Linked DNA regions of Homo sapiens: region 2 is linked to region 1. The links are chromatin loops, found by intact Hi-C in ENCODE. Cell type or tissue: B cell. All regions are shown on one strand. Links, peaks and the distances in the headings refer to the core of each region. The heading gives the core; the rest is flanking DNA. Region 1 has its middle 12 kb from the start of HCK. Region 2 has its middle 12 kb from the start of DUSP15.

Region 1 (2,909 bases), core at 92-2,591:
ATTTTTGTACAGATGGGGTCTCACTTTGTTGTGTAGGTCGGTCTCAAACTCCTGGGCTCAAGCAATCCTCCCACCTCAGACTCCCAAAGTGCTAGGATTACAGGTGTGAGCCACCCTGCCCAGGCACAATCAATAAGCCTTTATTAAGCATTTGATGTGTATCAATTCCATGGTGATTGCAAAAGAAGAAGACATGGTCCTGCCCTTAGGGGAGCAAGCCACCTGCACATTCATTCCTAGACTCATTCCTTACTTCAACCAACATTATTGAGCATTTACTATATACCTGGCTCTGTGCTTAGTGTTGACCCATAGGATGTCAGCAATTAAAATACACCATAGAGGCCTGTAGTCCCAGCTACTTGGGAGGCTGGGGTGGGAGGATCACCTGAAATCAGGAGTTCAAGGCCAGCCTGGGCAGCATAGCGAGACCTGCTCTCAAAAACAAAAATGTGTGTGTGTATATATATATATATATAGTAGGACAAGAGGGAACTTTCTAGAGTGATAAAAATGTATCTCCTAATGGGGTTTAAGTTACATAAATATATATGCATTTGTAAAAACTCAGCAAATGAACACGTAATCTTTTGCCCTTTGCCTGTAAATTTACATTAAAAGAAAATTACTGTAAACAAATATTGAAATTGAACTCCAGTTAATAATATGTGTGTTGAGGTAATTTCTTTAAAATGCATCTTAAAAGATGAATTGATAGACAGATAGATGAACAAACATGGTTAAAGCAAGTAAAATGTCAATGGTAGAATGTAAGTGGTGAGAGTAGGTATTTTGTCGCCAAAGTCTTTAAATTTTGCTGTGTATTTGGACATTTTCATAATAAAATGTTCAGAAGGAGCAACACTTGATAACCATATATTCCAATTCCCTCATTTATTATCATTATTTTAGTTCCATAAATAAAAACAATGCATTCTAGTTAAGAAAGAAAAAAACAGCGAGAGAAACATCACACACCAGGGCCTGTTGGGGGATGGGGGGAAAGGGGAGGGAGAGCATTAGGACAAATACCTAATGCATGTGGGGCTTAAAACCTAGATGACAGGTTGATGGGTGCAGCAAACCACCACGGCACATGTATACCTATGCAACAAACCTGCACGTTCTGCAAATGTATCCCAGAATTTAAAGTAAAAAGAAAGAAAGAAAAAAAAAAACATAGAAAAACACTTCCCCACCACCAATTCCAATGTTCCTTTCCTCTTCAGTGACAACCTCTGCTTCTTGTTGGCTGTTTAGCTTCCAGACTTTTATCTACGCATTTACATACATGTAGAGGTAAACACAAAACCATGTTATTATTTTAAAAAGGAATGTACTCTGCGATTCTGAAAGAATGTCTTGGGGATCTCTCCATGTTAATTCATGCACATCACCCCAGTTTCAAATTGCTGAGTAAGGATGTGTCTTCCTCTTTGAGATTCAGGCTCAGAGAAGAGTTTGTCAGACACACACAGCAAGTTAGAAGAGCTGGGACTCCAACCTACTCTCCTAGTCCCAGGCCTGGGCGCACCCTGCTTGAGCATGTCCACCACTGAATGAGGGGCAGGGCCACGCCCAGGCCCTTTTTTTCTGCAGAATACAGTGGGCAGGTCCAGCCCTGCCCCTGGGAGAAGACCAGCCTGGGCTTGGGTGCACCGGACCCAGGAGGAAGTCCACAAAGCGCTTCCTCTTTTCTTAGCCTCCAGAGACACTGGGGGAAGAGAAGGGGGTGTTGTGAAACTGAACAGTCCCCCAACCCCCCTGGGGGGACCCGTCAGCTGGGGGTGGCCATGCAGCTGGGGGCAGAAAAACAATTTCATGGACTCCCCCAGCACTGCCCCCGCCCCACCCCCGTCCCCACCCAGTCTCACCCCGCCCCTGAGCAGGAGGTCTGCTGCCTCTAGGATGGTACTTGGGGTAGGTAAGCTTGGAAGGCATCCATAGGCCAGCCTTGTACAGTCTTGCCCGAGTCCTACATGAGCTGGCCCCAGTGCCTATCAGCTGCTGCCGCCACTTCCAGCCTCCTCTTCCAAATATGGTATCTGCCTGGGGCTTCAGGCACCAACAACATGGAAATGTTTGCAGTTCCTCAAACAGGTCAGACTGTTTCCCTCTCAAGCCTTTGTCAGGTTGTCCCTTCTGTCTGGAACACCCTTTGCCCTGATCTTCCTCTGGCATCCATTAAGCCTCAACTCATGTCACTTTTTTTTTTTTTTAAGGCAGGTCTCACTCCATTGCCCAGTCTGGAGTGCAGTGGCGCGATCTCAGCTCACTGCAACCTCTGCCTGCAGGATTCAAGCAATTCTCCTGCCTCAGCTTCCCGAGTAACTGGGATTACAGGTGCCCGCCATCACGCCTGGCTAATTTTTAGTAGAGACAGGATTTCGCCATGTTGTCCAGGCTAGTCTCTAACTCCTGATGTCAGGTGATCCACCCACTTCGGCCTCCCAAAGTGCTGGGATTACAGGCATGAGCCACTGTGCCTGGCCCATATCACCTTTTTCAAGAAGTCCTTGCTGCACTCAGTGTCCTTCCTACTTGGTCCTACAATATCATGGGCCTATCTCTCTCTCTCTCTCTAGCAGCATTTTCCACTCTGTATCTAAGTTATTGGTTAAATGATTGTCTCCATAATTGGATTGAAAGTTGCTTGAGGGCCAAAACGCTCTCATCCATTTTTGTGCTCCCAGACCTTGGCAGAAATGCACATGGTAGGCCCTTAATCGTATTAATGGAATTAATCAAAGAACGAAGGGTTTAGATGCCAGCACTGTCACTATCACTCACTGGCTGTTCCTAAACTCTGAGCTTCAGTTTCTTCCTCTGTAAAATGGGCATGTGAATAGTATCTGCACGGAATTTGCAATATAGTAGAGGAGACAGAGAATCAACAGGTGAACATACAA
Region 2 (2,909 bases), core at 181-2,680, 180 kb before region 1:
GGCCTGGGAGGGGTTGCAGGGCAGGCAGCAGAGATTCTGGAAGCCAGATGGGAGTGTTTCAAGGAGGAGGGAGGGCCTACAAGATGCAGACCAACCCAACACCATCCAGGAGCCAAAGAAGATGAAGACAGTGACATATGCTTAGATTTGGCAACTAGAGGCATTATCAAGAGGGACAGAAGCCGGACTGGTCATGGGGGGCTGGGAGGCTGAGAGGGAGGGAGTTGGTGTAAGGAGACTCTCCAGGTGCTTCCCACTGTGGAAGGAGGGGGAGGCCACAGAAGGAGGGGCTGGAGGTGACTTTGGTGTTTGGGGTGGTAGTGTGTGGATGTGCGGTTGGTTGCTTATTGCTCAGGGAAGAGAGCCCAGAATTGAAATGACGGCAACTGTCCCTCCACAATGCCAGGAGGTCCTCCAGGGGGATCTTTCTAAATGCAAATCTGGTCTTTTTTTTTTTTTCTTTTTATAGAGACGGGCTCTCACTATGTTGCCCAGACTGGTCTCGAACTCCTGGGCTCAAGTGATCCTCCTGCCTTGACCTCCCAAAGTGGTAGGATTACAGTTGAGGCACAACTCCTGGCCACAAATCTGGTTTTGACCCTCCCCTACCATAGCTCCCCATTGCCCTTGTGAAAGAGTTCCAACTCTTCATGATGGCCTCAAAGCCATGCATGAACTGCCCCTCCTGGGCCTCATCTGCCTCCACTCCCTCTCCTCCCCCACTTTAGTTCTTTTCATCTCTAAATGCTTCATGTCTTTATCTCCATTAGACCTTTGCACATTCAGTTCCCTTTGCCTGCAATACCTTCGCCTCTTCACCTTTACCTGGCATGCTCCCACCATCCTCAGCTTAACCATCTCTTTCTCAAGAAAGGAGCCAGTTTGGAAGAAGTTAATGATGACTGGGGAAAGGAGGGACATTCCTGCAGGAGGTCCCTGAGAAGGGCTGGTGTTGGGAGCACCAAAAAGTTTCCTGAGCTGCAGAGGTTGATGGGTTTAGGGGTGGGAGGCTGACAGAATTCCCATTAGTGCATTGGTGGAGTGGGAGAAGAGGCCCTCTGAGAGGGGCCGGTGGTGCAGGTCGTGGCAGCCTTGGCTGATTGTTTTAAGAAAGTGTCTGAGAGTCCCTCATATGTAGAGAACATTACCCTCAGCCCTAGAGGCCAGAAAGTGGCCCAGGGTCACAAGGCTATCCGTCAGTCTCAGTGCTGGGGCAACTTGTGTCCAGAGCCTGCCCAGTGCTGAGCGTCTCCAGTCCCCTGTCCCCTTGCCCTGAAGAGTGCTGAGTCCTGTTGCACCTGGTAGCCCTGCTTGGCTACATGCTTCCAGGGGATGCGAAAGAGGGTCTTGCCCGCATCCTCCCAGCATAACCCCACGTAGCACCCACTCTCAATCTGTGCCCCCCCAGTCCCAGAGGCACAGGGAACCTCTGGCTCTGCCATGGGTCACCTGCCGTCGGGGACCTTTCCTTCCTTCTGGCCATCAGGGATGCAGGGGCCAGGTCTTGGGCTTGCAGTGGCTCAACCCACGTGGGCCTGGGGACTACGGGCCACCTGGATGATGCTGGGAGGCTATGAAAGTGAAAGTCTGGGCAGGCAGGTCTCACTTTCTGTTTTGTCCCCTCTCTTGGGAGGCCCTTTCCTTTTGCACCTCCCCATAGCAGCCTAGCCTGGAGGGCATTGATCCTCTTTTATGGGGTGGCAGGAGGCGCTGTGAGACACAAGACCCACGCAAGTGGGGTAGCCTGGGCTCTGCGGGTCTCAGGAGGCCGGCCCCCATGAGCATCCAGAGACACAGCTTTGCCCCAGTCTGCAACTGTCACCTGCTCTTCCCAGCCCACCTGGAAATTTGTCAGTCTCTTTTCAGGACCTGGACTGTTGAGATTGGAAAGGCACAGGGATTCTCAAACTAACTCCTGCCAGAACTGAGAGGCAGCAACTCGTTTCAAATGCATACTCATGACCTCCATCCCAGATCTGCAGAATCAGACTTTCTGGGCAGGAAGCCCAGGAAACCCACATTGTAATGAGTTCCCCCGTGAGGTTCTGATGCAGGTAGTCCAGGGGTCACACTTATTTCTGTAAATATTAGGAGTTCCCACTTACCGACTGCTCATCAGTGCTGGGCCTGGCTAAACACTTTCCTGCAGTGTCTCAATTGGTTCTCACAACAGCTTATGAGGTTGGTAAAAGCCCTGTTTTAATGTTAAGACTGAGCTCAGAGAGGTTAAAGCCCTCTAACAAGGTCACAGAGCTAGTGGGTGGTGGAGCCAGGAGCCAAAATGTGTCTCTCTGCTCCCTAGAGCCCGGGAGCCTAAGCAGTGCCCCACACTGCCTGCCGACAGCTACACCTGTACTTTGTGGATTCTTGGTGGGGGTCTCTGACCCCCTAAAAGTGAATGTAAATTTCATGTCTATGCATTTTTTTGGGGGGGGGGGATTTGCATCTTTCATTAAATTGTCAAAGGAGATGTGGGATATGAAAAAGATCAAGTTGCTCAGATTGCTCCACTCCTTGCTGTATTCATGGAACTGAGGCTCTGAGAGAGAATGCCCCCCACTCCCTGCACCTTTGCACAGCACTGGCACAAAGCTGGGCACCCAGCCAGCATTGACCAGAGACTGGAAGCATTGTTCCTGATGTGTACCTGCTGGGAGGGCTTTCTTCCTGCTCCTCCTTTCCTCTAGCTCCCATATTCCAGTAGCCACCTGGCTCTTGAAGCATCTTGAAGGATTGATCTGGAATATCAGATCAGTCCTATAGATGATGGGGGCCATGGAGGCTTTTTTTATTTTTCTTTTTTCAAACAGGGTCTCGCTCTGTCACCCAGGCTGGAGTGCAGTAGCGCAATCTTGGCTCACTACAGCCTCCGCCTCCATGGAGGCTTTTAAATAGGGGAAGACACCATC

What was found. Peaks named below come from ENCODE experiments on the same cell type or tissue, not always from the same donor. Only the 100,000 strongest peaks of a DNase experiment are listed, where the experiment ranks them.
Region 2: a loop joins it to region 1, with 11 times the contacts of the local background. A loop is called at or near these places in 73 of 110 quality-filtered maps.

What each region holds. Positions count from the first base shown.
Region 1 is chr20:32,038,780-32,041,688 of GRCh38, forward strand. No RefSeq gene overlaps it. Among named protein-coding and RNA genes, the nearest start is that of HCK, 12 kb to the right of the region's middle. RefSeq lists a silencer at 1,732-1,911. In B cell, for the core only: no CTCF peak of the experiment used is centred there; a DNase peak (open chromatin) is centred at 1,602; H3K4me3 peaks cover 1,058 bases; H3K27ac peaks cover 723 bases.
Region 2 is chr20:31,856,873-31,859,781 of GRCh38, forward strand. It overlaps a transcript of DUSP15 not described here. Among named protein-coding and RNA genes, the nearest start is that of DUSP15, 12 kb to the right of the region's middle. RefSeq lists an enhancer at 1,667-1,766. In B cell, for the core only: no CTCF peak of the experiment used is centred there; a DNase peak (open chromatin) is centred at 1,609.